Regions from separate parts of the Homo sapiens genome. Here region 2 is linked to region 1. A link is a loop called in an ENCODE intact Hi-C map of the cell type or tissue named here. Cell type or tissue: adrenal gland. All regions are shown on one strand. Links, peaks and the distances in the headings refer to the core of each region. The heading gives the core; the rest is flanking DNA.

Region 1 (15,914 bases), core at 4,010-12,009:
GAGTGAGCTGAGCTCCTGCACTGCACTCCAGCCTGGGCAACAGAGCAAGACTCCATCTCAAAAAAAAAAAAAAATGTGGGAGAATGAATGAATGTGGGAGGTAAAAAATGGTGTCTGCCATAGCCATAACTTGATGTCTGCAACCTCAGTTGTGGCGTTCACCATTTTCACTAAGCACAGGTGTGTAAAAATGATGTGCATATATTATTATTTTATTTTATTTTTGAGATGGAGTCTCGCTCTGTTGCCCAGGCTGGAGTGTAGTAGTGCCATCTCGGCTCACTGCAACCTCCGCCTCCTGGGTTCAAGCAATTCTCCTGCCTCAGCCTCCCGAGTAGCTGGGACTACAGGCACCCGCCACCACACCTGGCTAATTTTTTGTATTTTTAGTAGAGATGGGGTTTCACTGTGTTAGCCAGGATGGTCTCAGTCTCCTGACCTCGTGATCCACCCACCTCGGCCTCCCAAAGTGCTGGGATTACAGGCGTGAGCCACCTCCCCCGGCCTGTGATGTGCATATATAAATGAGGAAATCTAAATGACTAGACTTCCTTTCTTTTTTCCTCCTCCTTCTCTTCCTCTAAAAACTGCAAGCCAACATGATGTGTCTTCTAGGGGCATGAGAGATGGAGAAAGAAAGCCTCAGCTACCATGAGACTTTGTTCAGTGCTATGATCTGAATGTGTTTCTGCCAAATTCCTATGCTGAAATCCTAACTCCCAAGAAGATGGTACTACAAGATGATTGGAAGGTGATTAGGTCATGAAGGCTCTGCCCTTATGGGATTAGTGCCCTCATAAAAGGGGCACCAGAGAGCTAACTGCCTTACCCTTTCTCCATGTGAGGACGGAATGAGAGGGCGCCCTCATCCAAACACTGAATCTGCTGGTGCCTTGATTTTGGACTCTACAGCCTTCAGAACTGTGATAAATAAATTTCTGTTTTTTATAAATGACTCCATCTATAGTATTTTGTTATAGCAGCTTGAAAGGACAAAGACGTTCAGTTTAAATCATGAATACAGACCCATTTGTACCAAAAATTAACACAGCAACAAACCTTTACTGAACACCTATGATGGGCCAGCTTTTGGGGACATAGCAGTTAATAAAATAGAAAACCCCCCAACCCCTATGGAGCTTACATTCTACCAGGCAGATTCAGTGTATTAATCTCTAATGTGCCAGTTCACTATCTCCTTCCATCTGAGTCTTAAAAGTATTTTTTTTTTCTTTGAGACTGAGTCTCCCTCTATTGCCCAGGCTAGAGTGCAGTGGTGCAATCTCAGCTCACTGCAACCTCTCCGCCTCTCAGGTTCAAGCAATTCTCATGCCTCAGCCTCCCGAGTAGCTGGGATTACAAGCACCCGCCACCATGCCCAGCTAATTTTTGTATTTTTAGCACAGACGGGGTTTCACCATGTTGGCCAGGCTGGTTTCAAACTCCTGACCTCCAGTGATCCGCTTACCTCAGCCTCCCAAAGTGCTGAGATTACAGGCATGAGCCACTGTGCCCAGCCTTAAAGTACTTTTTTGGATGTTGACTTTTCTTTCTTAGGTGATATAATGTAGTAGTAGTAATCTCAATTTGTGGGTGGAAATAAAACACTTAGATCATTCTGGTTTATGCAGAATCTCAAATTTACCCACAGCCAACCTGCCTCCTCTTTTGGAAAACAGGAGAAAAAAATCCGAGAAAGGGAACGCTGATTGAAATAAACAAAGAGGGCCGGGCGCGGTGGCTCACGCCTGTAATCCCAGCACTTTGGGAGGCTGAGGCGGGTGGATCACGAGGTCAGGAGATCCAGACCATCCTGGCTAACACGGTGAAACCCCATCTCTACTAAAAATACAAAAAATTAGCCAGGCATGGTGGCGGACGCCTGTCGTCCCAGCTACTCGGGAGGCTGAGGCAGGAGAATGGCGTGAACCTGGGAGGTGAAGCTTGCAGTGAGCCGAGATCGCGCCACTGCACTCCAACCTGGGCGACAGAGCCAGACTCCGTCTCAAAATAAATAAATAAATAAAAGAAATAAACAAAGTGGATCAGCGGTATCAATGAGAAGGCTTCTAGGAGAGTGCAGCTGGAGTGAGTACAGGATGCTCTGAAAGGCGTTTGGGGGCTGAACACTTATGTGATAGGGGCACAGGGCAAAAGGACATTAGAACGAGAAATTCAGGGGTCATGGTGAGACTGTTCTCACTCTGACTTGAATCTGAAATCTTGACTAAGGGAGAAGTTTGAGATGGGGGCTAGTGAGGTTGGACCCTCCAGAGGAAGACTGGCTTGACCCAGGTTAACCCAGTGACTCATTCCTCTGCTAGGCCACTGCTTTCCCCACCCTAACGTCTGTCCTTGCCTGCTTCTTCCAGGAGGTCTTCTGTGCCCACAAACATAGCTCAAGTCTTGAAGCACATCCAGGGGGTTTGAGCCTCCCCCTCCCACGGTCAGAATCTCTTTCCTGTCTGAATTACTTGAGATGCCACTTGTAGGGCCAGAGTGCCTTCACACTCTTCCAGACTTGAGAACCTTCCCTGAAACTTCATTTGTATCCACTTGAACCTGGGTACACGGGATTGATATCCTACGTGCAACTGGGATCCTGCAGGTGCCCTTAGAGCATCAGGGCTTTATTAGAAATGAGGGTGGGGAGAGATACAGGGAGCGTAGATTCTGAGTGTGGCAAAGATGGGTTAGAAGCAGTTGTCATCATTAATATTCTCTGAGGTTAGTGACAAAATGCTGGCACACTTGACACTCCCAGTGAGCAGGCAGAAGTATGAGTGTGAACAAGGCAAGTGGGAAGGAACAGGCAGATAACATCAGGTCACAGTCACCTTCTTTCTTTCTTTATTTTTTTTTTCTGAGACGAAGTCTTACTTTGTCACCCAGGCTGGAGTGCAGTGGCACAATCTTAGCTCACTGCAACCTCTGCCTCCCAGGTTCAAGTGATTCTCCTGCTTTCAGGCTCCTGAGTAGCTGGGTTTACAGGCACCTGCCACGACGCCTGGCTAATGTTTGTATTTTTGGTAGAGATGGGATTTCACCATGTTGGCCAAGCTGGTCTCGAACTCCTGACCTCAGGCAGTCACCTTCTTTCAAAATCTTTTTTTTTTTTTTGGTGTGGTATGCAAAGATTTTTTGCTACAAATCCAGATACCCATGATAAAACTATAACCAGAAAGCCTTTATGAATGGTTTATTAAATCATATCCCTACTCTCTCAGGAAAGGATATATAAAATGTAACAACATATCAAGAATAATAATTAGAAATAAAGGAATAAAATGGAGTCAGGAATGTGACTACAAAAACACACCATAATTACTAGGCATGACCTGGCTGCAGATTTAACTTTGGGCTTACTAACAAACAATTCAAAGTGAGAACTGTGGCTGGTTATACAATTCACATAGTTGATAAGATTAAAAGGCCAGTGGCCCAAAAGAAGTACAATCATTCCTGGAACGAAGACTAGAAAAATTCTTTGGAGAGCCCCTGGGAAAAAGACAGGGTGAAATGTTGAGTAACGTGCTCAACTATATCCTTAGAGGAGATTCAGTGACAAGCTCTTTCTAACAGCATCTCTTGGTCTGGCAAATTCCTGGGACAGGGTGGGTAGAGGTGGTGGTTTCTTTGAAGTATCGGTCTGTGTCCATAACTTTGAAGAACCACAAACATACTGCCAGTTTAGGACATGTCAATGTTTTAGTAAGGAAAAAATATAACAGTCTATTTTCTAGTAGAAAGAGAAAGCCCTCCCTTCAAAGCCCTAATATCACTGATTCCCTGCCAACACACACACACACATACACACACACACACACCTCTAAATGTTCAATCCATAGCTTGGCTGAATGAAGGAAATGTTTTAATGTAATATGGGAGCCACCAATTAAGGAAATGAGGACCTGAGAGTAGGCAATAAATTGAAATTAAAATTATTCATTCTTAAATAATGGTGGAGCCAGATTTTATGTGAGGCCTGAAGCTTATACAATTTTAGGCGCTCTCTTTAAGGAAAAGAACATACAGTTCTGAACATAAAAGATGGTATGAAAATAAATATATGGAAAGAGGAAATAAATCACAACAAATGACTGGAGCCACAGAGATCTACATCCTTTTCTTCTGAGATTAAGTACTTTACCAGAAATGCTTACAGAGAAACAGTTCCTGATTGTAACCTGCTATCCCTTTCCTACCAGCAACTAACCCCCAGCACTAGCGGGGGCCTGTGCAAGTGAGGCCCCCCACCTAAGCTTAAGTTTCATTAATTCACGGCTATGTAGAAAATCGTCTCAATTCCCATACCGAGTCCATCATCATTTCCTAGAAGACTAAGCCTCTTCCTTCTCCTTGATACTGCACACTTTGAACTGCTGTTGATAAGATCCCAAATAAATCAATGCCTTTATTTCTTTGAAAATGACTTCATATCCATCTGGAAGAAATAATAGCTCCCAGTCTCATTCTTTTTAAAGTGATCATGTGTCCCCATTCAGCATGCAGGGCTCTAAATTTGGGTATCCTTGGCTGTCATGTGACAGAATTTCCCTAGAAGTGTTTTGGGACTAAACGGGAGGAATGTGAGATTTGCTCTGTTTTGTAAAGCAAACAGCAGGAAGTTGGGAAAGTCTGATAAATCTGAATGCATTTTCTGTACTATCTTGTCCTCTATTCAACTCAATTTTATTTTTTCTTCTTGGATGAGGAGCCATAATCAGGTTTCCATTGACAACCTGTGAAAATGTTGACTACAGTTTTGTAACTGAGTTGAAAGCAGAAAAGCCAGATGGAAAAACAATCTCCAACCTGAAAAGTAAAAAGCAAAATGTACTTCTAGAAAAATATTGCACGTGACTTGGAGAAAAATTAGAATAGGATCTGCCTATTTTAAAATGAAACCTCAAGCATGTGGTTTAGGCTTAGGGTGTTTCCTCTTTTTTTCTTGTAATTTTACTCTGAGATTGAAGCAGTGTTGGCATATTTGCCACACAATAGGTTTCCTGTAGTAGGAGGAAAGAGTCATAGGTTGAGTTTATATGAAAAAAGGCAAGGCCCGCTGATGATCATTTAACACAGAATGTAAAATGATCAGATTTTTTAAAAGTAAAATATCAGTTGAACGTAGGAAGATTCCCCAATATGCTATGGTGCCTTGTAGTAACTGAGTCCTTGCAGCTGCTTCCTGGCAGTGATTCCCTCCCAGACCTCCAAAAGGTTGTATGTGCTGGGGAACCAGGTAAGTGTGAATACCCAGTAGGGACAGGGCTCTGATCCAGGGCTGGAAGGCAGCGCCTGGGATCCTCAGGGCTGATTTAACAACCTTCTGATCCATGGGTCTCTGGGGAAACATTTTAGAATTGACATCTTTGCTTGGAGACCACAGAGCTGCCGATAAGAACATAGCAAGCTTATCCACAAATGTGTTTTTATAGGAAATTTTGTGTGGGAAAGAAATGGGGAGGAATATACAAGAAGAAAAGAAAGAAGGAAGGGAAAGCAAACTAAGCTCAGGTCCAACGTAGGGAGAAGAAACACTTGTTAATTGTTTTGAGGCATACAACTACAATGAACTCTCAGTAAGTCAGAATAGTCTCAAAGAGATCTGATCTGAATTAAAATGTAAACTAGACAATAATTTTAAAGGTAAATATAAATTTATTATTTTAAAGCATACTCCTTAATACTTAAATAGCTGAGAAAACAAGTAGAAATCCTCCTGGGATTGCTCAAATGCCTTAAGGAAAAAAATTGTAATGAGGACAATTAATTGTTCTTATCTAAATAGGTGCTGCTAAAACTACTTTAAGTATTTGAAAACTTCGTTTCCTTAAGAAGCTAAACATGATTTCAGCATTTGCTTTGCAAATCTTATTTTTCAAAATATTGCTTTGGCAGATTTTGGCTTTCTACTGAAATTATAAATTATTCTGTACTCTTTTAGCAGGGTGAGAAAGAATGTGGTCTTATTCCATGTGGGATAGATTAGTATACTGTAGCCATATATGTACTAGGCTCTGTACTGATGTCTCTCTTTTTTTTTTTTTTTTTTTTTGAGATGGAGTCTCCCTCAGTCTCTCAGGCTGGAGTGCAGTGGCGCCATCTCGGCTCACTGCAACCTCTGCCTCCCTGTTTCAAGCAATTCTTCTGCCTCAGCCTCTCAAGTAGCTGGGATTACAGCGCCCCCACCACCATGCCTGGCTAATTTTTTTGTATTTTTAGTAGAGACAGGGTTTCACCATGTTGGCCAGGCTGGTCTCAAACTCCTGACCTTGAGCGATCCACCCGCCTCAGCCTCCCAAAGTGCTGGGATTACAGGCATGAGCCACCGCGTCCAGCTTGGATTTCTATTTGTGTTTTTTTTTTTGGCATATGTTTTTTGAGATTAAAAATTTTTTTTGAATTGGTAAAACATTTGAAAGAAATTGAAGAAACCCAGTAAAACATTTAAAAGAAATTAAAGGGCATGAAGTGAGATGTACATAAAATAAGTCTCCTTTCCATTCTTGTTCCCTAACCTTTTTCCCCAGAGTCCCCCATGGCTCACCAGTTTCTTATGTGTGCGTTTTAAGATATTGTGCTGAACATTTAAGATATAATATCTCATTTAATCCCATGTGGTAATTGACTACATATTGTCATCTTCATTTAATAGATGAGGTAACTGAAGCACAGAGCATACTTGCCCCAGATCACAAGGAAATAAGAGAACCAGGATCAGAACCCGTGCCAGTGCATCACTGCTTTACATCCTCCGCATTATCTTCACTCCAGATGGCCACAAAGCCTGGTCTCTACTTTCTTGTCCCCACCCCTCTGCTTGTTTAAATTTGACTCATGCTTTAAGGCCTTGTTTAGAATAATGACAGCATTTACTGAGTGCTCACTATGTGCCAGGCACTTACATACACTATCTTATTTAACCTTCATAATAGCCTTAGGAGGTAAGTAAGTATTATTATCTCCATTTAAGAGAAGTGAAGCTGAGACTTAGAAAGCCACATAGCTAGTAAGTGGCAGCGTAACACTGCCATGCTGGTCTGATCTGAGGCCCTAACCTCCCACCTCCCGCCCATTCACTCACAAGGTTCTCCCCAGTTTGCAGTGATTTCACTTCTAGGAATAGCCTTAGCACTTCTTATCACAAACCACGATGGTATTTGCTTGCAAATTTTTCTGTATTGTTCTTTGGCAGTTTAACCTCCTAGATTCTTCTCTTTCAACCTTGCTGTCCACTCCTAGAAAGCAGACTCTATTTGTAATGCTCAATCATAATGCAATTGTACAAATCCTACTGAGACCTTACAAAATAGAACAAGAAAATGGACTAATGAAAATGGAACTCTTTAAACTTCAGTCTGGAATTACATCATTGGCATATTTAGCTTTTGAAAAACCAAATATATGTGCACTAGAATAAGTGAGAGAGGAAAAAGGCAACTTGGTGAGGTGGTACTGTCTGCCATTGCTCTCCAAGGCTCATGCCCCAGGGTATGCACCAGGAGGCTGGCACCTGCCTTTGCTGGATGGGCTCTCCATTCCATGGGTTCAGAGTACCTAAGTACCTGTCTCTGAGTGTGACTCTATTGCTTCAAGATGAATTTCTCTCTCTCTCTCTCTTTCTCTCCCTTCCTTCCTTCCTTTCTTTTTTTTTTTTTTTTTTTTTTGAGACAGAGTTTTGCTCGTTACCCAGGCTGGAGTGCAATGGCACAATCTCGGCTCCACAATCTTGCAACCTCCACCTCCTAGGTTCAAGCGATTCTCCTGCCTCAGCCTCCCGAGTAGCTAGGATTACAGGCGTCCACCACCACACCCGGCTAATTTTGTGTTTTTAGTAGAGACAGGGTTTCTCCATGTTGGTCAGGCTGGTCTCGAACTCCTGACCTCAGGTGATCTGCCTGCCTCGGCCTCCCAAAGTGGTGGGATTACAGGGGGTAAGCCACCGCACCCAGCCTCTCTCTTTCTTTCTTGTCTCACTCTCTTGCCCAGTCTGGAGTGCAAGGTACAATCATGGCTTACTGCAGCCTCAACCTCCTGGGCTCAAGTGATCCTTCCACCTCAGCCTCCTGAGCTGCTGGGACCACAGGGGCATGCCACCATGCCTGGTTATTTTTTATGTTTTGTAGAGATGGAGGTCTTGCTATGTTGCTCAGGCTGGTCTGGAATTCCTGGTTTCATGCGATCTTCCTGACTCAGCCTCCCAAAGTGCCAAGATTACAGGTGTGAGCCACCACGCCCTGCTTCTTTTTAAAAAATACAACATTGGCTGCAAGGTGGCTCATGCCTGTAATTCCAACACTTTGGGAAGCCGAGGTGGGAGGATCACTTGAGCCTAGGAGTGCTAGACCAGCCTGGGCAATATAGTGAGACCCAGTTTCTACAAAAAATTTTTTAAAAAATTAGCTGGGCATGGTAGTGCATGCTGGTTGTCCCAGCTTACTTAGGAGGCTGAGGGAGGAGGGTTGCTTGAGTCCAGGAGTTTGAGGCTGTAGTGAGTTATGATCATGCCACTGCACTCCAGCCTGGGAGACAGAGTGAGACTCTGTCTCTAAAACAACAACAACAACAACAACAACAACAACAACAACAACAACACAGGGCAAGCAGGACATGGAACTAGGTTCAAATACTGGAAGAAACTCTGACTCTATATCTTACTTTTAGGGAAATTAAAGGGATCTTAAAATTGAGCATACACATTTTTTACCTTTAGGACCTAACCCAATCTAAGGTGGCTGCATTTTACCTAAAGTTGAAGGATTGTCCCTAGCCAGAAAAGCTTCAGATCCCTTTAGTTCACATTCCAACATTGGGAAAATAAACTTGAAAAGTATTTTCCTTAGCAAAGAAAGATCTGGGTGTGAAACAAAGTTCATTTTGTTTTGTTTTGCTTTTTTCTTGATCATCAGTCTCCAGTGCCAATGTCTCAGTTTGCAGACTAACTGTAATCACATGTGTGGCCTCTCCTTAGGAGAAACAGTAACACACTCTCTGATGGATCAATTTGGCATAAACTGTGAAGTAAAAGGGATTCCATGCTGGGTGGAAGGTTGGACCAGAAGTTCTCCAAGTTTCCTTTCAAACCTCTCTGTGGCAGTATTCCAACTGTTCTAAGGCCATTGTGAAAGGTCTTCTGAGTAATTTATGGCCTCTTTTTTCCTTTAACCAAGCGCATTAGATGATCTCCAGATGTCTCTGTTATTCCTTTTGGAAGCAGTAGGGTCCTGGATCATGAGCTGGGCTGTGGGGAACGCTGCCTGGGAACTGTGAGGACATATTTAACCTGCTGATCTTGAATGTCTCTAGTTCCTCACTGGTCTTGCCTGCCTCTTGTTAGGTCAAGGCACTCATAGGAAGTGGATTAGTTGCATTTAAGGAGAATTAAGTGTTGTTTGAAAAAATATCTGGACCCTGGGGCCCCAAGCAGGGGTAGAGATTTACTGTGGAGCTCTTTCCTGAAAGCAGAACAGGGATCTGGAACTCAAGGCCAGGGCCTTTGGGTTAGGAAAGTGGGGCACCAGGATGGGTGAAGAGATTGGCTGGGGAGGGCTACCAGCCCCTGCCTTAAACTTTGGGCCTGCCCAGCAGTCTCTCTGTCACTGTTAAGGCCATCTTCACCTTGTGGTGACCCAGTTTTGTCTTTTCTGAGAAAAGGCTTTGTTGAGGCCAGGCGCGGTGGCTCACGCCTGTAATCCCAGCACTTTGGGAGGCCGAGGCGGGTGGATCCATGAAGTCAGGAGATCGAGACTGTCCTGGCTAACACTGTGAAACCCCGTCTCTACTAAAAATACAAAAAATTAGTCGGGCGAGGTGGTGGGTGCCTGTAGTCCCAGCTACTTGGGAGGCTGAGGCAGGAGAATGGCGTGAACCCGGGAGGCACAGCTTGCAGTGAGCTGAGATTGCACCACTGCACTCCAGCCTGGGCAACAGAGGGAGACTCCATCTCAAAAAAAAAAGAAAAGAAAAGAAAAGGTTTTGTTGGCCAGTGACCCCTATACAGAGACCCTCAGAAAACTTGTTCTCCCCCTCTCAGATTTTACGCCACTCCAGGGGTGTATTAAGCTAGGTTGCCACCTCCTCTGATGACTCTCTTTCCCGTATCCCCTTTTCCACGTGTTCTGCTTGCCCTTCACAATAAACTGTTATCTCCTGAAGAAAAAAAAACTGGATTTTGCCAGGGGAGGTGGCTCATGCCTGTAATACCAGCACTTTGGGATGCTGAAGGAGGATTGCTTGAGGCGAGGAATTCAAAACCAGCCTGGGCAATAAAGTGAGACCTTATCTCTACAAAAAAAAAGTTAAAAAATCAGTGGGGCATGCTGGTGTGCACCTTTAGTCCCAGCTACTTGGGAGGCTGAGGTAGGAGGATTGCTTGAGCCCAGGAGGTTGAGGCTGCAGTGAGCCATGATCATGCCACTGCAATCCAATGGGTGACAGTGAGACCATGTCTCCAAAAAACAAAACAAAACAACTTGGATTTTATTCATCCCTCCATTCTTGGCTCTGAGCCTGGCCCATAGTCCTGTAAATTGGTGTTGGGGATCTGCCCGGGGACCTGTATGGGAACTTTCCCCATCTTCCTATATTGTCCTTGACTTTTTTGTTTATTTGTAACTTTTAAGATTGCACATTTTCAAATAAACAGAAAGTATACAGAATAGTATAATGAATACCCCTTTATCCAGATTTCCCTTGATTGCAACACTTGCCATATTTACTTCATCTGTTCTTTTTGCCCAAATATTTAAAAGTAGATTTCAGATATAATGATGTTTTACCCCTAAATACTCATGTATGCATCTCTAAAATAAGGATGTCTCCCCACAGAACCATAATACTGTATTCTATATTATTATCACACATTATTACACCTAATAAAATAAATAATAGTTCCTAGCCTGGGCAACATGACGAAACCCTGTCTCTACAAAAAATAAAAAATTAGCTGGGTGTGGTGGTGAGCGCCTATAGTCCCAGCTACCTGTGGGGCTGAAGCAGGAGGATCACTTGAACCTGGGAGTTCACTGCAAGGCTGCAGTGACCCATGATCACACCACTGCACTCCAGCCTGGGGGACAGAGCGAGACCTCGTTCCCATAAAGGAAAATAAGTAAGTAAATTAATTAATGTAATAGTTCCTGGCTGGGTGCAGTGGCTCATGCCTGTAATCCCAGCACTTTGGGAGGCCAATGCAGGCGGATCACTTGAGCTCAGGAGTTCGAGACTAACCTGGACAACAGTGAAACCCTGTCTTTAAAAATACAAAAATTAGCCTGGCATTGTGGCGCGTGCCTGTAGTCCCAGCTACTCTGGTGGCTGAGGCAGGAGAATCACTTGAACCTGGGAGGCAGAAGTTGCAGTGAGCCATGATCGTGCCACTGCACTCCAGCTTGAGCGACAGAGCGAGACCCTGTCTCAAAAAAAAAAAAAAAAAAAAAAGTTCCTAAATATCAACTGCCCTCAGAAAGTCTTTTATAACTGGTTTATTCAAACCAGAATCTTCTCAGGGGCAACACATTGCATTTAATTGTTTTGACTCTAGTTTTTCTTCCCCTTTTCCTCCATGCTATGTTATTGACTCATTGAAGAAATCAGGCCAGTACTTTTGAAAGTCCCATTTTCATGGTGCTATTTAAACTTCACCAGACTCCTAAGGTAGAGCTGACTTAAGGAAACATCATAGCCACCACCGTGGGAGTCTCCTCCACTCTAGGAACCCTCCATTTCTTTCTTTCTTTCTTTTTCTTTTTTGAGATGGAGTTTCGCTCTTGTTGCCCAGGCTGGAGTGCAATGGTGCGATCTCGGCTCACCACAACCTTCGCCTCCTGAGTTCAAGCAATTCTCCTGCCTCAGTCTCCCGAGTGCTTAAGAACCCTCCATTTCTATCCTCCTCTTTGCTCCCATCATCCAGGAGCAAATCCCCAGGGCATTGAAACCCAAGGCTAAAGGCTCCTCTATCCCATGCTCTCTCATCTTTTGCTTGGAGGTCCATTTCCTGGCTTTGCAGTCAGCTGGTGTGAGCTTTCCAATAAAGCAGGGCCTGGACAGCTCTCCCTACAGCTGCCAGCAACAACCTCAGGAAGCCCCAGGGTCCTTCACTTAAGTTGCTGTCAAAGCCTTTGAACTTGGGGCTCCGGGGCTTCATTATGGGTAGCAGCAAACAGGAGCCACCATTTTTCAAAATGAAGTTAAAATCCTCCCCTTCTAACTCAATACATCTCTTAAATTCATCCCAGAAAAATAACCTGTTTTCCAAGTGACGTTAGATTCAGCAGCACCACCCCTACCCTATTGCCCCTGGGACTGATGATCTCCAGGCAGATGCTTCGCACCAGTGGCTGCTCCTGCCAGTAAAAAAAAAAAAAAAAAGAAGTTTCCATTGATTTGCTTGAGAAATGTAAGTTTGGGGCTGTAGTCCCTGCCGCAAGGTCAATAGAGAATTGTCTTGCCTGAGGTGCCCCAGGAAATCAGCCAGGAAAAGCAGGGATCTACTTTTCATTTCATAGGTTAGGGAGGGGGTGGGAGGCTGGGGCAGGGAGAGAATGGAGAAGGGGAAGGTTCAGATAGCTGTGTGTTTAGATCAGAGGACTTGGGCTAAAGTCAGCAAGAAAACATGAATATTCCAACACAAAGAGGAGTGGAGTTACGCCATCAGGGGTGTGGGCTGGAAACCCTAAAAGGACAGTTGCCTCCAGCTTGACATGAGTGTCTAGCTGTTTACTTTGGCTCACTGGATTTCACTTTTTTTGAGACAGAGTCTTGCTCTGTCTCCCAGGCTAAAGTGTAGTGGCTCAATCTTGGCTCACTGCAACCTCCACCTCCCAGGTTCAAGCGATTCCCTTACCTCAGCCTCCCTAGTAGCTGGGATCACAGGTGTGCACCACCACGTGCAGCTAATTTTTGTATTTTTAGTGGAGATGGGATTTCACCATGTTGGCCAGGCTGGTCTCGATCTCCTGGCCTCAAGTGATCCGCCCACCTCACCCTTCCAAGTGCTGGGATTACAGGCATGCACCACTGCGCTTGGCCTGGATTTCTATTTGTGTGTATTTATTTTTACAAGGAAAAACTCTCCAACAGCTATGTTTCTATAGGTGGAGTAGATCACATTTTATTCTTCCTGAACGTGGTAAAATGTTTCACAGGCAATTAAGAGTGGAGAAGAGAGAACTTTATACTTTTAACTAAATTCTCAATTTATGGATCAGTTAAACCTTTTCATTTTCTGGCTCTTCCTCTTAATTCTGTTTCTTGTTTTTCCTTTCTCTCCCTGCAAGGCTCCCCTTTTTGTCCCCCACACTCCACTTTATTTTCCTACTTTTATTTCAGTGGCTGGCAAAATCAGAGCGTTATATTTGATTTTGAAAGAGTCACTATGGAAGCTTAGGCAATCTTTTTCTCTAGAACGTTGAGTAAGGTGGGTCTGAGCCTGTCCTTTTTGCAGCAGCTTAGGGAGGGTGTGTGTCCATATGTGTGTGAGTATAGGAGGGGGTGAGGGAACCCAAGGCACCCCCTCCTTGCGAGACACAAAAACCTGATCCCCAGAGTAGGGGCAGAAGGCCAGGAGTAGGAGAAGTTTCTCTGTTTACTCCTTAAGATCTGGTGGTTGGGGGCTGTGCGTGGTGGCTCGTGCCTGTAATCCCAGCACTTTGGGAGGCGGAGGCGGGTGGATCACCTGAGGGCAGGAGTTTGAGACCAGCCTAACATGGTGATACCCTGTCTCTACTAAAATTACAAACTTATCTGGGCGTGGTGGCGGGCGCCTGTAATCCCAGCTACTCAGGAGGCTGAGGCAGGAGAATCACTTGAACCCCTGAAGGCTGAGGTTGCAGTGAGCTGAGACTTCGCCATTGCACTCCAGCCAAGGCAACAAGAGCGAAACTCCGCCTCAAAAAAAAAAAAAAAAAAAGATCTGGTGGTTGGGGCATTTTGGCAAATAGCTTGGCCACCACTTTATTATATGGTTAGTTTTGAAAGCAGATTGCTGAGAATGACAATGAAAGACAGAACTTACACTTTTTTTTTTTTTTTTTTAAGTGAAAAGAGCAAGGCAACTAGTTAGCATCTTCAGGTTCTGGATAACCTGCAGTGTAGGCTTCAGGAAATTGACTAAGGGAATCTGAGAGTAGACTGCACTGGCCCTCTCTGGACTTCGACCTTTAGGTTCTTTTCCCCTTTTCCTTTGCCTCTGCTTCTCTGAGGTCAGCACTCACTTCAATAATCCTGTCCCAGGGCCACCAGATCTCCTTGAGCTTCAGAAAACCCTCCTCTCACTGTCCTTCCCCAATGTTTCAATGAATGAAGGCTCACTGAGCATACAGCAATCAAACCTGTGATCCAGGTGGCACTAGGAATTCAGCAGTAGCAGTGTGGTTCCCACACTGCTCACTGGACCTTGGCTAAGACACCACCTGGGACCACAGCTGATGGCTGGGTGTTAACACCTACCTATTGAAGAACGGAAAGAGAACAATTAAATGACAAGTTTTGTTTTTACTCCTAAGTGAAACCACAATCAGGGATAATTTGTGATTGTAAAGTTGGCACATATATCTTTTTTTTTTAAATCAGGGGAATTTTTCTTTTACTTTATAAGAGAAAATTAGAAGCCACTAGACAGGAACTCACTCAAATTCTTGCCACAAACTTACCTGCAGAGGAATTCATCATTTCCTCCTTCTCCTCCATCATAGTGAAAGAGACATCTCATTGACAAAGCCAATTCTGAGGCTCTAAATCTCTCTTGCAGCCTCATTGACATTGCTGCATTGCAAGTTCCTTTTCTCTCTTGATGCTTCACTTGCTGCTGATTCATTGCCATCAGCATTTAAACAAGCCCAAGTGTCTTCTATCCTTAAAATCTTACCCTTCCTAGCTTCCCCACCCCTTTAATTCACTTCTTTATCTGACTTGTTTTGGTTACAGTTAAGTTTATTGAAACAGGTGTCCACACTCACCACCACTTCCTTACCCTCCACCCTGAAACTCTCCTTGAAATCTGGCTGCTGCCCCAATGTTCCTCTGACACTGGTCCAGCCAAGATCACTAACAACCTTGTTGCTCAATTTTAGGCTGTTTTCCCAGCATTATCTGACTTGAGCTCTAAGTAGCTGATACCAGTGACCATGGCCTTCTTGAAAGTGTCTTCTAGCTGGGTGAGTGGCTCATGCCTGCAATCCCAACACTTGGGGAGGTTGAGGTGGGTGGATTGCTTGAGTTCAGGAGTTCAAGACCAGCTTGGGCAACATGGCAAAACCCCATCTCTACTAAAAAACAAACTGAAAAAAATTAGCCAGACATGGTGGCATGCGCCTATAGTCCCAGCTACTCAGAAGGCTGAGGTGGGAGGATCACCTGAGCCTGGGAGGCCGAGGCTGCAGTGAGCCGTGATTGTGCCACTGCACTCCAGCCTGGGTGACAGAGTGAGGCCCTGTCAATAAAAAAAAAAAAAAAAGAAACTGTCTTCCTTGGTTTGGTGACATCTATCTTTTCACCACACTTCTTAGAATCCTTTGTGGGCTATTTTTCTGTTAATATGTTCATTGTAGAATCTTTGGGAAATTAAAAAAAATAGTCTACTTGTTATCTCCACATGGAAGTCTTTCTTTCTTTTTTTTTTCTTTTTTTGAGGCAGGGTCTCACTCTGTCACCCAGACTGGAATGCAGTGGCATGATCATGGCTCACTGTAGCCTCAACCTCCCAGGTCCAGGTGATCCTCCCACCTCAGCTTCCAGAGTAGCTGGGACTACAGACATGAGCCACCATGCAGGCTAATTTTTCTTTTTCTTTCTTTCTTTCTTTTTTTTTTTTGTAGAGACAGTGTTTCCCCATGTTGCCCAGGCTGGTCTTGAACTTCTAAGCTGAAGCGATCTGCCTACCTTGGCCTCCCAAAGTGCTGGGATTACAG
Region 2 (15,914 bases), core at 5,097-13,096, 70 kb before region 1:
GTGCGTGCGTGTGGGGTGTGTGCGTGGGTGTCTGTAAAAGTAAACACCCAAAGGTAGAGGTTTTTGTGGAAGAATGAGAGGATATAGGAAGGAAATAATGGTTTAATGAACTTAAATTATATCCATAAATTAACAATTATAAAGTTCTTCATTATATTGAGGATTCAGATAGAGTAAAACATAGATCGAATTTTAATCTCTTAGTTGTTGATCAGATAATTTATAAAAGGGCAAAGTGGGCCTGCTAACGGAGTCGCAGGCAAAGTAGATGGTGCTGCAGCTGATGTGTTCAGCTCTTGCTCCTCCCTGTCATCCTATATCTAACCTATAGATTGTGACCAGATTCTGTTCTAGCTTTGCCATTTAGAGGGGTGTTTATTTTAAAACAAATTTTTATAAAAATTTGTTAAATTGAAAATTTTGTATAGATCCAGGAAACTTGATTTTTTTGTTGTTGTTCACAGTCTCACTCTGTCACCCAGGCTGGAGTGCAGTGGCTGGATCATGCTCACCGCACGTTCAAATTCCTGGGCTCTAGCGATCCTCCCACCTCAACCTCCCAAGTATCTCAGACTACAGGTGCCCCTACAATACCTGGCCAATTTTTAAAATTTTTGGAGAGACAAGATTTTGGTATGCTGACCCGGCTGGTCTTGAACTGCTGGCAACAAACGATCCTCCGGCCTTAGTGGCCTCCCAAAGTGCTGAGATAACAGGTGTGATGCAAAGATGTATTTAGGGGAGATGTATAGTGGTTAAATGTACCCTCTGGTTCTAGATTGCCTAGGTTTAAATGCTGATGCCTCTATTTCTCATCTCTGTGACCTTGGGCAAGTCTTTTCAAATTTCTTCATCTGCAAAATGAGAATAACAATACCAACCTAACAGGATTGTTGCAAGGATTAAATGAGTTAAAATACATACAGTGTTTGGCACATAGTAGGTGCTCTGTAAGTATCAGCTATAATCATTATTGAATGTCTACTCGGTCAACACTTCTGAAATATTTTAGTATCACAACATATATTAAAAATGATGATATTTTGCTGGACGGGGAAGGGCAGGTACACAGAAGTGGATTGATATGTCACAACACACCAGCCTGCCTTGGCACCATTAGGAAAACAAATGACTGAGTTAGTGCTTTTATGGGTGTCTTTTTATTGGCTCAGCTCAGGTCCTGCTCCCAAGAAACTCACATTTTATGGGAGTAGTTAAAGTCTGAGGCCAAAAGGATGAATCAATATTGGAGAAGTATTTTTCAGAGCAACAGGACGGAAGACCTCTGCTGTGCTGGAATTACATGACTTTGCAGATACCTCTGTAGAGTATTGGCCTTGAAATTACGAATTTCAGATTAAGGATTTGTTACTAGAAAGCCTTGTCAAAATGCAAAGGTAAGTAGGGGAAAGTAGTATATTAATGGAGAACTCTCCATTTGTGTCCTGTGACCATTTGAGATTTTAGATATGTCAAGAGCAGGCCGGGTGCAGTGGCTCACACCTGTAATCCCAGCATTTTGGGAGGCTGAGGCAGGCGGATCACTTGAGGCCAGGAATTCAAGACCAGCCTGGTGAAACCCCAACTCTATTAAAAATACAAAGATTAGCCAGGCATGGTGGTGGGTGCCTGTAATCCCAGTTACTTGGGAGGCTGAGGCACGAGAATCACTTGAACCCAGGAGGCAGAGGTTGCAGTGAGCTGAGATCCTGCCACTGCACTCCAGCCTGGGTGACAGAGCAAAACTCCTTCTCAAAAAAAAAAAAAAAAAAAAAAAGAGATTGAGGAAACTGTACAGTGAGAAAGTAACATGAAGGCACCAAAATTACAATTACTTGGGAGTAAGTGAGCAAAGCTTAGGAAATTGTGCCATGGAACAAAGGTGATAAATGTCAAAGACAAACTTTGCCTGCATTTCTAATTCCCTAAATCTGGTGCTGACTAGGATATCCCTTTACTTCCTTGTCTGTGCCCAGTTATGTTTCTGAAATTCTGTGTCAGCCCTGGAATTATCCTCATGTTCTGTATCACCTTAATGATTTCAGCATCCATGTTCATGACTCATTAGCACTCTGACCTCACAATTTCTCATCGTTTTCTTTTCCAATCATCTTCAACTTCACTCTGTATCAGCAACCCACAGATGGAGCCACACCTTCAACCTAGTCATCAATGAAATTACTTCCCCTCCAAAATGCTGGATTGTGAGTTTCCCTCTCTGTACCTACAGCCACCTACCCCCATCTATCTCTATTCTGTGGTCATTCCCATTGAATCTGTAATTTGTCCTCAATGTGACAGCCTGACAGCCAGTCTTTCTTCTCATAGTTTATCAGCTGTTTCCTATCATTTTTTATCTTACTTACCAGTAAGAACCCCCTTTTTTTTTTTGAGACGGAGTTTTGCTGTTGTTGTCCAGGCTGGGGTGCAATGGCACGATCTTGGCTCACCGCAACCTCCGCCTCCCTGGTTCAAGTGATTCTCCTGCCTCAGCCTCCCAAGTAGCTGAGATTACAGGTGCTCACCACCATGCCTGGCTAATTTTTTGTACTTTTAGTACAGACGGGGTTTCACCAAGTTGGCCAGGCTGATCTCAACTCCTAAAAGTGATGGGATTACAGGGGTGAGCCACCGCCCCCCAAGAACCCTTTTATCAACCATTTTAACTGCACTATTCTCTTCAGTTCCCTTGACCTTCAGCTATGTTTACCTTATCAGGCTATTTCCTAACTATTTCCTTTTTCCTTGAGCTATCAGCCCCACCGTAACATTTATTCTTAGTACAGAACCTTGTTTTACTCCCTTAAAATCAAGACCATCATTTGTGAGCATCCTTGACTTTTCTCCAACTTAGGAAGCAAATAGATATTTATCCTCTTTCTCTTTTCCCCACTCAGAGGAAGAAAGGCCCCTTTACTTTTAAAAGGTTAATTTCTCCTCCTCTGTTCTTGGTACTACTTTAAGTCTAGTCCCCTAGTTTTATATTTTTCATTATTAACACTAAATGACTTTGAAATGTTTAAAAATTAGATATTAACTCAGTGGTGAGTTGAGGACAGCCTCTCTGCCTGTGTTAAAACCTTTGTAACCTGATAGCACCTAATTCACCAAAATTAAAAATAATTAAATGTCTAAAAATGAAGAATGTTAAGCTACATTGAAATTCACTTAACAAAATGAGGTGAGAATGAAAAATGAACTTAAATTTCCAAACTAGAAGACAAGAGAAATTCATTTCATAGCAACAAAACTCAAAACCATTATGACTGCTATTTCAAAAAATGTTTTGAAGAATGTATATTCAGAAAAATCAACATACCATAAGAGTACAGCCTGAAAATTTTTGACAAAATGAACACATTCATGTTTATCATCTATATCAAGAAACAGAAGGCCTGGCACGGTGGCTCACACCAGTAATCCCAGCACTTCCGGAGGCCAAGGCGGGCAGATCACGAGGTCAGGAGTTCGAGACCAGCCTGGCCAACGTGGTGAAACCTCATCTCTACTAAAAATACAAAAATTAGCTGGGCTTGGTGGTGCATTCCTGTAATCCCAGCTACTGGGGAGGCTGAGGCAGGAGAATGGCTTGAACCTAGGAGGCGGAGGTTGTAGTGAGCCAAGATTGTAGTGAGCCAAGGTTGTATAGTGAGCCACTACACTCCAGCCTGGGTGACAGAGCAAGACTTGGTCTCAAAAAGAAAAAAAAAAGAAAGAAATAGAAAATAGTCTGGGTGCGGTGGCTCATACCTGTAATCCCAGCACTTTGGGAGGCCAGAGGCTAAAGCGGGTAGGTCACAAGGTCAAAAGTTTGAGACTATCCTGGCCAACGTGGTGAAACCCAGTCTCTACTAAAAATACAAAAATTAGCCAGGCGTGGTGGCACACGCCTGTAGTCTCAGCCACTCGGGAGGTTGAGATATGAGAATCGCTTGAACCCGGGAGGCAGAGGTTGCAGTGAGCTGAGATCACGCCACTGCACTCCAGCCTGGTGACAAAGTGAGACTCTGTCTTAAAAAAAAAAAGAAACAGAAAATGACCAGTACCCCAAAAGGGCCCTCCTCCCATCCAGTTATTGGAAGGTCATAACTGACCACTATTCTAATGTCATAGCGTTGTACCCAAGCGAGTTAGAGAAAACGACACACTTTGAGACGAATTAAGAGTCCTTTATTAGCCAGCGACCGAGAGATAGCTAACGCTCACAATTCTCTCTGCCCCGAAGAAGGGGCTAGATTTTCTTTTATACTTTGGTTTAGAAAGGGGAGGGGGGTCTAGTTAAAACAATTTTACAGAAATAAAGTAGGCAAAAAGTTAAAAGGATAAATGGTTACAGGAAAGTAAACAGTTCCAGGTGCAGGGGCTTTAAGACTATTACAAGATGATAGACTCAGGGCTTTGGGTGTTATCAATCAGACGAATTCCTGGGAATTGCGGATATAGCTTGCCACAGTATCTTATCAGTTAATTGCATTCTTGGATGTGCTGGGAGTCAGCTTGCACAAGTTAAGTCCTTGAGGAAGGGGCTGCCAGTGAAAGAGTCAAGATGGAGTCTGTCTGGCTCTCTTAGCTAAGGGAGAGTCAATTCAGGTGGAAACAAGCCTAAAAACAGGGTTAGTAAAAACAAGGTTGGGCATTACAATAGTTTTATGCTGTCTTTTTAAACTTGAAAAGTGTACAGAAAAATTTTTTCACATCAGATGGGTAATGTGCCAACGTCGTAACAAGGTTTGCGGGAGGCACATCTCACACATGCACATGAAAACCCAATCATCAGGCTTATAAACTACAAAAGAATCTGAAACTTCTTAGGCTTAATATTAGGTTGGTGCAAAAGTAATTTCTGCCATTACTTTTAATGGTGAAAACCACAATTTTACACCAACGTAATATATTTACTTATTTTATTTTAATGAATATACTAAACCAAGAGAGTTTAAAATGAAATAAGTACTGCTCTGTGGCCGGGCGTAGTGGCTCACGCCTGTAATCCCAGCACTTTGGGAGGCCGAGACGGGCGGATCACAAGGTCAGGAGATCGAGACCATCCTGGCTAACACGGTGAAACCCCATCTCTACTAAAAAATACAAAAAATTAGCTGGGCGTGGTGGTGGGCGCCTGTAGTCCCAGCTACTTGGGAGGCTGAAGCAGGAGAATGGTGTGAACCCGGGAGGTGGAGCTTGCAGTGAGCCGAGATTGCACCACTGCACTCCAGCCTGGGTGATAGAGCAAGACTCTGTCTCAAAAAAAAAAAAGAAAGAAATAAGCACTGCTCTGTAAAGGTAAACACAGAGGAAGGGATCTAGCTCAGAGATCTCCATACTGTGGACTTCCAGGGATAACCCTGGTCAAATAGCCATGGGCTGGTCAATGATTTTGAGTTACTCTTTGAGAGGGAAGCTTGGCTTCAGAGAAGGAAAGGCCAGTGCAAGACATGTGAGCAGCAGTTAGGTGCATCCTATTCCTAGACACATACATAGGATAAGGAAGTCAGGTATTGGGACTGTAGCTTTGGAATGGACTATACTTGCTTCAGAATATTATCAGGGGGAGTTTGAGAAGCAAGGGCTTTCCTTCGTTGATTCTCCTTTCACCAGTCTTCCTGGAAAGAATATTCTGCAGTTACAAAATAGGTTCCTTGGCTGCCAGTCTGATACTTGTGCTAAAACCAAATAGATGAAAAAGTATCAACATGAATTTTAAAAAATATATTGTGTGAGCTTGTATAGCTAAGAATTCCCAGCCCCCTACATAGGATCTGAAGAAAGATCTAGTACTAATTGTATTAAATAATGGTTTAGGCAAATGTGTATCTGTCTCCTTAAGAGAGGAAGGCAGTCCCTACTGTAAAGTAAAAATGAAATGGATATACTTCCTGAGAGGGCTGGAATTTTCTGATAATTGTCCCCTCTGATTTTTCACAGGATTTACGGAATGGCCATCTTCCATAATTAACAAATAAATAAATGAAATTTAATGTCAGGGTCAAATGAAACTGGAAACAAAGCTTATCTGGTGATATATCAAATTATGAGAGTCATTATTTGGATGTAAGGATATATGACAGATAGACTCTTAGGAGAAATGCTATGACCTCCTGCTTCTTGGTATTCCTTGTGTGATTTCCTCCTCTTGAGTGTGAAGGCATGTATGTCATTGAGTTATATAAGATAGTGCCCATCTTGCTAGTGTCTCTCTCTCTCTTGTGGCTCTGAAAAATCAAGCTGCCTGCCATGTTTGAGCTTTGATATGGAAAGACCCACATGTTAAGGAACTGAGGGCAGACTCTGCCAACAGCTAGCTTTGAAACTGAATCTCCCGGCCAGGCACAGTGGCTCATGCCTTTAATCCCAGCACTTTGGGAGGCCAAGGTGGGTGGATCACAAGGTCAGGAGTTCAAGACCAGCCTGGCCAAGATGGTGAAACCCCATCTCTACTAAAAATACAAAAATTAGCTGGGTGTGGTGGCAGGCACCTGTAATCCCAGCTACCCAGGAGGCTGAGGGAGAGAATTTCTTGAACCCAGGAGGCAGAGGTTGCAGTGAGCTGAGATCACGCCACTGCACTCCAGCCTGGGTGGCAGAGCGAGACTCCATCTCAAAAAAAAAAAAAAAAGAGAGAAAGAAACCAAATCTCTCAGTCCTACAACCTCAAGGAACTGAATTTTGCCAACAAAAGCAGATCCTTCCCCAGTCAAGCCTCAGATGAGACAGCATCCTCAGCTAACAACTTGTTTGCAGCCTCATGAGAACTGAAGCAGAGAACCCAGCTAAACTGTGCCTAGACTCCTGACCACAGAAACTGAGATAATAAATGTGTGTTGTTTTAAGCTGCCAAGTATGTGATAATTTGTTATGTAGTGGAGAACTAATACAACAGGGAAAAGTTAAAAGCTATTCACATAAATATTTATAATGGATACTATTTCTACACATTTAAATCAAGCTTCTCTTACGTTCATAAGAAGATACGAATCTGGAGAAGGAAATTATATCAAGCAGAACGCTGCTCTGGTGTTGTGAAGACGGGATCCCACCATTCTAATGTATTCAATTTATTTATTCAATAAGTTTTGAGCATCAACTATGTTCCAGGCACTGAGATATTAATCTAAGGAAGACACACGTGTTGTCCTCATTGAGGAGCTCAAAAGTCTAATACATAAACCAACAATCATACAAAAATCATAGCCATGTTACAGTGCTATGAGGAAGATGTTAAGAGAATATTCTGGAAGTACTCATACATAAATACTTCAGAAACTGGGCATTATAAGAAGTCAGTTGCCTCTCTCTACTTTCAGTTCTACATTTTTATACCTTGTAGTGGATTTAAAATGGCCACAAATTCTTCAATACTCTTCTATGGAGAGATTTGAGGGCTATTTCCCTTCATCTTGAATTTAGGCAGGCTTGTTCAGGGTCTGGCTTTTAAGAGGAGCTTTCACCTTGGTCTGTGGAAGTCCTGAGTCACTGTGTACAAAGTCCATCTACCTTATTACACCATCTGGAGAGAGCTGAGACTACAGGGAGAGGGGGAGTGGCCCGGCTGATCCCAGTCTTCCTAGTGACCCTGCCCAGGAACTTGGCATGTGAGTAAAGCCATCTTGGAACCTCCATACCAGACCAGCCACGAGATGAATAATACTAACTGATCCCAGTCAATGCCACATAGAGCAGAAGAACTGCCTAACTGAATTCTTTCCAAACTGCTGACTCAAAAATTTGTATGGTATAATAAAATGTTTGTTTTAAGTCACTGTTTTGTTAGGAGTAATAAGCAACCAGAATAAAATTCTAATCTTTATCATGTACCGTGCTGAAAATCTGACCATCTCACTCTCCTTAAAACTCCGTCAATCCCTTCCCATTACCCAAATCCCTCTTGTATGTCATAGAAGTCCCTCATTACGTGACCTCTACCTACTTCTCTGGTCTTGTCTCCTAACATGGCCTCCAACTCCAGGCTCTCATATTACCTATTTGCTAATGGTTCCTGGGCCAGCATCCAACATACTGTTCCCTCCTTCCATGCCAAGAAGAGACAGCTTATTCTGTTTCCTTGGCCGGTCATTGCCTTCTTCATTTGCTTTGCCTAACTTGCTCACCGTGTAAAAATATTCATCTAAGTAGTTACTTCCTCTCAGAAGTCTGCTCTAGGCCATGAGAAACTCACAGCCAAAAATGCAAATGATTCCAGATGATCATTCACTGTAGAAAAGGAATTGATGGGCCGGGCGTGGTGGCTCATGCCTGTAATCCCAGCACTTTGGGAGGCCGAGGCATTAGGATCACAAGGTCAGGAGATTGAGACCATCCTGGCCAACATGGTGAAGCCCGGTCTCTACTAAAAATACAAAAACTTTGCTGGGCGTGGTGGCGCACACCAGTAGTCCCAGCTACTCAGGAGGCTAAGGCAGGAGAATTGCTTGAACCCAGGAGGCAGAGGTTGCAGTAAGCTGAGATTGCGCCACTGCACGCCAGCCTGGTGACAGAACGAGACTCCATCTCAAAAAAAGAAAGAAAGAAAAAGAAAAGAAAGAAAAGGAATTGAGGAAGAGATTTCTAGACCACAGAGCAAAAAGGGAATGGGGGAACCCAGATAAAATGGCAGACTGAAAAAATTCTTTGCTCTTTAAGTTAGTCTCTCCCAACATATACAATGTCATGGATGCTGTATTAGTCATTTGAACAAAGTGCTATGTTAATTCAGAAAAGAGACAATTAATTTTCCCTGGAGAGACTGGAGATGCTTTCTAGAGGAAGTGTGACATTGAAGCAAGTTCATGAAAGATGAGTAGGAACTCACTAAGGGAGATAATGGAGGGAAGCAGTTCTTGGCAGAGGGAACAGCAAGAGGAAGCAGTGGGAATGCGAAAGGACAAGGTATTACCAAGAGGTCTGGTGAGAGTAGATCAGGGAGTGCGGGGTGAGAAATAAATTGAGACGAGAAGGTGGAGGCCTTCCTTAAAAGCCATGCTACACAGGGGATTTACACTTTATTTTGTAGGGAGATATTAGAATTTTTAAAGCAGGATACTGTTGAGAACAGATTTGTGATTCAGAAAGCAAATTATATTAATACTGTGAAGGATGAATTGGGGGAACAAGAAACTGGAAGAGAGCTTGAACTAGAATAGCTCCTTATTTTGGAAGAGAAGGAAGAGGGTGTTCTGAATAATGCCAGGGAGATAGAATGGCAAGACTTGACAGTGGGATATGGTAAGAAATGTATGGACAGATCTGTGATCAAAGCCTGGGTTAATCATTGCGGATAAGCTGTATATTCTTAAGTAATTTCTTCCCCCTCCCCTCCCCTCCCCTCCCCTTCCCTCCTCTGTCCTCCCCTCCCCTGTTCTCTCCTCTCCTTTTTTTTTTCTTTGAGACAGGGTCTGGCTTTATTGCCCAGGCTGGAGTGCAGTGATGGGATCATAGCTCACTGCAGCCTCAAACTCCTGGGCTCAAGCGACTTTTCCACCTCAGCCTCCTAAGGAGCTGGGACTATAGGCACACACCACCATGTGTGGCTAATTTTTTTGATTTTTTGTAGATACAGGGTCTCACTTTATTGCCCAGACTGATCTCAAACTCCTGGGCTTTCACTCTAGTTGTGTCCTTTGTGGTTCTTGGATGTCATCACCCCCACATTAGGCACCTGCAGGTATGTCCTTGTCCCCACCTGAGCTCTGGATGTACATTCCATGCTACTTTCCACTTTTGTGTCTCATGGTCATGACTGTAAGTCCCCTTGGACCCTTTGTCAGCTAAATTATGTGTCTTTCTTGGGGGCCCGTTAGCTTTTCTGTGCCACTCTCGGGGCTGCAAAAGATTCAGAGGGACTGCCTCAGACTTTCCCTACCTAGGGCACTATATGTGGTCATCTTTACCTTAATTCTGTGACAACATTGTGGTCTAGGAAACATCTGCTAGGCTGCTGCCTCCCAGGATTCCAGATGTTAATAGATTCCCAACATTGTCATGAGCCTCCACCATGTCTCCCCAACTTGGAGCTAACCCCAAGTAAGGGGCATGGTGGAGGACCTTTTCTTAGATCTTTATTACCTGAAGTTATTTTGCTTAACACTCATTTCTCTACTTTTGCGCTCCCCAACTTGGAAAGTCTTTATCTAGCCTAGGGGTGGGGGTGGGGTAGGGGGGTTGATATTAGTGGGAGGGGCAATTAAGATGGGTCAGCAAGTATCTCCCCAAATCTTTCTGTCTTACTACTAAGGCTTTTGAATTTGAGAGTCCAAGAGTTTGGCACCTTCATTCTCTGCTAGTCAGTGGGTTTTTGTTGTTTGTCTTTCTAATGCAATCAGGGAGAGTTGTTAAGTGAAGAGTGTAGAGAGAAAAAAATTCTGGAACAAATACCTTACTTAAATATCTTGATATGCTGAAATAAAGTTTTTGTCTCTTCCAAATATATGCATCCTCTTCTCACATCTGCCAAGACAGTCATAGGTAAGAAACCTCAAATTAGAATAAAGAGTATCCGCTTCCTTAATCTGATTTCTGTGTGCAGATAATGAGAAGAGGCGAAGGATCAACCAGATTCTGAAAACTTGCTTTCAGGTACCAGGGGCCAGAGCATAAAACTAGATATTTTCCCAGGATTGATTGATTTAGGTACTGACCCTCAGGGGTCACATAGAAAATTTCCCAGTGACATTAAAGGAAGCCCATACTCTATTGTGTAAGAAAAGAGAAAAACTAAACAAGCTGCCAGGTGTTGAACTTCTCCTTGTGTCCAGTTCTCGTTCTGCCTTGTGGAGCTGTAGGAGAGGGTCACCAATGCCCAGACATGCCATTACACCTTCCCTTCTTTTGCCCACCTTCTTACCTCTTAACATCATTCTCATGAATTTTTTTTCATATACTTGCTACCTTTTTCTAACTTTATAAAGACAGAAAAATAAATGAAGAATGAATCATCTGTCTTGTGTGTTAGATGTCATGGCAGGAGGTAGAAAGGAAACTGAATATGTCTTTAAACCCCTGGAGCATCTAGCTACAGATGGACTAAATGGTCCAACCCAAATGCAGAAAATCAGTGTAAACCACTTAGACTGTGATTCTGATTTCAATAAAAAGTGAATTTTTTTTCCAAGTAGGAATATGTTAAGCTGTTTTCTCTAATCAGAGACAAATTTTCAATGCCTGGATAACAAGTATTATCCTAAGTGCTACCCCTTTTTGTGTGCCAGCTATGTGACAGAAACTCACTATACCAGACACTTTATATCCCAATTAATCTTTGCAACAAACAGGGCAGGAAATAGCAGTTGTTCACTGTAGTCACACTCTTATGACCTAGAAGTGTTAATTTATATATATGTAAATTGTACATCTTCCTTATATATTATAATTATATAATTAAATTATACAATTATTATATATTATATTATATATTATATATATTATATGATATATGATATATGATATATATTATATTATATATTATTTATATATTTAATATATATCATATATAATATATATTATATATTATACAATATATACATTATATATTATATATTATACAATATATACATTATATATTATATACTATATATTATATATCATATATACTATATATAATATATAATATATGATATACTATATAATATATAATATATGATATAATATACTATGATATATAATATATGATATATGATATATCAAATATATAATATACGATATATAATATATAATATATGATATCATATATTATATATTATATATATTATATATTATATATTATATTTTATATATGATATATGATATATCATATATCATATATAATATATATGATATATCATATATCATATATAATATATATATTTTATATATTATATATGATATAATATATATAATATATGATACATGATATATAATATTATATATTATATAATATATTACATATAATATATAATATAATATATATAATATATACTATATAATATAATATAGGATATATAATATATATAATAATTATATTATATAGTATATATTATATATAATATATACTATATAATATAATTATATAATTATATAATTAAATTATATAATTAAATTATGATTTATATAATTATATATTCCTTATATATTATAAATGTATATATTATATATTTATTGTATATAAATATTATATATATAAAGAAACACAGTCTCTCTGTCATGCAGTGGCTCTATCATAGCTCACTGCAGCCTCAAACTCTTAAGCTCAAGTGATCCTCCGGCCTCAGCCTCCTAAGTAGCTGGGACTACAGGTGTGTGCCATTACGCCCAGCTAATTAAAAAAAATTTTTGTAGAGATGAGGTCTCCCTATGTTGCCCAAGCTGGTGTCAAACTCCTGGCCTCAAGCAATCCTCTTGCCTTGGCCTCCTAAATTGCTGGAACTACAAGCATGAGCCACTACACACAGCTATTTTGGTGTATTTCTAATATCTTTTAGATGCATATAATTTTTTATTTGTTTTGTCAATTACCACCATGGCCTAAACAATTTCCTATGTTGTTAAAAGCTTATTTTACTGACTACACTCATGACGTTTTTAATAGTGCATTGAAATTTTCCAATAAATTTCACAGATATATTGGGAGTAGACATAGCAGAGGGTATGGTAGCCTCAGATTAGCCTGGGTGTAATCTTGGAAGGAGGCAACTGCCTTGCTGCTCCCTCTACTTTTGCCTCTCCTGTAGCCAAGCCTCAGGAGAGGCTTTTCTGCATGGTTTCCAGGGTTTGGTTTGTGAGGGAAGAAGATGAGGGTAAAGTCAACTCAAACTTCATCATAGCATTGTGCCCACTTTGCCCTGTCACTGCCATTCTCCAGCAGAAACACTTTGGACACCAACACATGCTCCCTCTTGGAGAAACTTTCTAGTTTGGGTAAAAAGACCAAAAAGTGGGAAAAAATTAATTAGAAATATGGAGATCATGGGTGGAAGGAGCTACCATGGCATGACCCTGAAAGCCCTCAGCATATTCTGGCATGGATCTCTGAGGAAATACAAGATGACCTCTGTGTGAGGTGTTTTTCATGTTGGTTGGAATTTTCACTGGTAAGAACACAAGTACCTTTAAGCTTTGGCCAGAAGGTTTCAGATCTTGAATAAACCCAAACTCATTTGTGCTTTTTCTAAGTAGAATAGTCAGGTTGAACCTGTGGATCAACAGTTGACATTATGCCAACCAAAATATTTCTCTTTTTGGAAGCAACTAATGAGTTTCAATAATTCTTCTTGAGTCTTTCTCACATAAGGAAACAGGGCACATCATTAAAACTGCCCTGGAGGAAATTATATGATAATCTTTGTAAAACTAACATTCCAGAAGGGAGGGGACTTTACCAATGCAGGGGATTATTAATAGCTATTTTGTGCCTTCAGATGGCATGATGCTTTATGTGTTAGTGAATTTCACAGGATCACATATGTGCAAGGGGGCCAGGCTCGGATCAAGGGGGTATGTGGCTGCTGGCTCTGATTTTTGTTCTGCTGGGCCTTGGTGGAAGCAACCAGTTAGGCAAATAGAGCCAGGCACACTATCCTTAATGTATTAGACAATTGGTAATTCTTTGTTGTTTATGATGATAGGTTTGATAGGAATCTCTGGACATGGAGATAGAAAACCAGGTGGCTCTACCATTTATTAGTTCTATAACTATAGACAGATTACTTGTCTCACCTGAACCTCCATTTCCTTATCTGTAAAATGGAAATACAATCTCTTTCAATAAGTTGTTATGAAATCTAAATAAGATAATATATGTAAAAGTGCTAGACATGGAAAAATATTTTATAATTTTTAAGGTATATTATTATTGTTGTTATGATTATCATTACTAGTAAGTTTAATCATGGAAGACTTATGGACTGACTAGTAAACTAGGATAACTTAGTGGGGATCTGTGGTTTGGAGTCTCAAAATAATAATGAAAGCCTAAATGTCAGACCTTTTTTTTTTCCCCTGAGACGGAGTTTCACTCTTGTTGCTCAGGCTGGAGTGCAATGGTGCAATCTTGGCTCACCGCAATCTCTGCCTCCCGGGTTCAAGCAATTCTCCTGCCTCAGCCTCCTGAGTAGCTGGGATTACAGGTGCCTGCCACCACGACTGGCTAATTTTGTATTTTTAGTCGGGACAGGGTTTCTCCATGTTGGTCAGGCTGGTCTTGAACTCCCAACCTCAGGTAATCCGCCTGCCTTGGCCTCCCAAAGTGCTGGGATTACAGGCGTGAGCCACTGCGCCTGGCCCAGACCTTTATTTTACACACACACACACACACACACACACACACACACACACACACACACTGCAGTTTGTTTCACTGAAGACATTGGGACTTGGTTTCAATTAGTTTCTGGTTCAAACAATTAGTTAATGGCAGGATCAAGATGATAAACCACTGTTTTGGCCAGGCACGGTGGCTCATGCCTGTAATCCCAGCACTTTGGGAGGCCGAAGCGGGTGGATTACTTGAGGTCAGCCTGGCCAGCATGGTGAAACCCTATCTTTACTAAAAATACAAAAATTAGCTGGACATGATAGCTGGTGCCTATAATCCCAGCTACTTGGGAGGCTGAGGCAGGAGAATCACTTGCACCCAGAAGGTGGAGGTTGCAGTGAGCCAAGATCACACCACTGTACTCCAGCCTGGGAGACAGAGCGAGACTCTGTCTCAAAAAGAAAAAAACAGCAAAAAAATGATAAACCACTATTTCAAGTAAATGTGAAATAGGACTGAGCGTTGAAGCAGCCTGAATCTGACATTAAATCCTATGGTGACCTATCACATGGAGACACAGAGGCTTGCGGGCAAATAACTGAAGTTCTTGATAACTAAGCTTGATGGAGGACACAGAGAGATTGTTCAGGCTAAGAATCACCAATGGATTTTTGTCATTTTAATGATATTATTAATCTGTAAAGGTATTGTTTAGAAAACATTGCCATCATATAATTCTTGTTAATTGCTTAGGATAATAAATAATATCTGCCATTTATTATTAATCACCCATTACATGCCAGGCATTCTACTTAAATCATGTCACTTAATCCCTTCGACCATCTGGAAAGTGGCACTACTGTCCCATTTTACAGATGAAATCAAAGCTCAGAGACACTAGGGAACTTGCTCAAGGTCACACAGTGGGTAAATGTCAGAGCCAGGATTCTAATTCACATTTGTATGACACTGAAGCTCAGGCCCTTTCTATCACTTACAGTTAATGAGTGTGGATGACCCAGAGACTAAGATTGTTTCCTTCATGGCCACATCTTTAATTTCTGCCAATCTGAAAACAAAACTTCTGCACAAGCGTTAGTGTCCTTAACCAGAGCTGCTTGCCCAACACAGTCCACACCATTAAGATTCTCTACTGCAAACAGGGCTTTCGATCCTTCCCTTTTACAGTGAATTCACACTCAGTTTGACCCCAGCTCTCCAAAGCTTTCTATCTGATCTTGTTTTCTGTTTTCAATTTTCATAAGCATGTCAGATTCCTTTCTTGAATGTGAAGGGGAGGAAAAGAATCATTATATAGGCCGGGCGCGGTGGCTCACGCCTGTAATACCAGCACTTTGGGAGGCCGAGGCGGTCGGATCACCTGAGGTCAGGAGTTCGAGACTGGCCTAGCCAACATGGTGAAACCCAGTCTCTACTAAAAATACAAAAAAATTAGCTGGGCGTGGTGGCGGGCACCTGTAGTCTCAGCTACTTGGGAGGCTGAGGCAGGAGAATCACTTGAGCCAGAGAGGCATAGGTTGCAGTGAGCCATGATCACACTGTTGCACTCCAGCCTGAGCAACAAGAGCGAAACTCCATCTCAAAAAAAAAATCATTATATAAAGTCAAATATGGATACCTTTTGTTTGAATAAACATGAGAGATTAGGGCAAACACTCAGGTTAAATAG

Evidence for each region. A loop is a pair of places that touch in the nucleus more often than their neighbours do. Peaks named below come from ENCODE experiments on the same cell type or tissue, not always from the same donor. Only the 100,000 strongest peaks of a DNase experiment are listed, where the experiment ranks them.
Region 2: it touches region 1 in a loop (2.0-fold over the local background); 19 of 110 quality-filtered maps call a loop at or near these places.

The regions. Positions count from the first base shown.
Region 1 is chr5:56,066,421-56,082,334 of GRCh38, forward strand. LOC105378976 (a long non-coding RNA gene) reads left to right here. Exons shown (of 2, transcript XR_007058777.1): 2 at 595-952. Among named protein-coding and RNA genes, the nearest start is that of IL6ST-DT, 79 kb to the left of the region's middle. RefSeq lists enhancers at 7,548-8,049, 11,793-11,872, 13,182-13,946. In adrenal gland, for the core only: no CTCF peak of the experiment used is centred there; no DNase peak of the experiment used is centred there; H3K4me3 peaks cover 661 bases; H3K27ac peaks cover 1,802 bases.
Region 2 is chr5:55,995,824-56,011,737 of GRCh38, forward strand. It overlaps IL6ST-DT (IL6ST divergent transcript), which reads left to right. Exons shown (of 2, transcript NR_102755.1): 2 at 5,926-7,826. It overlaps LOC124901197 (small nucleolar RNA U13), which reads right to left and starts at 4,798; the gene lies at 4,695-4,798. RefSeq lists a cis regulatory region at 1-226 and an enhancer at 7,338-7,632. In adrenal gland, for the core only: no CTCF peak of the experiment used is centred there; no DNase peak of the experiment used is centred there; H3K27ac peaks cover 702 bases.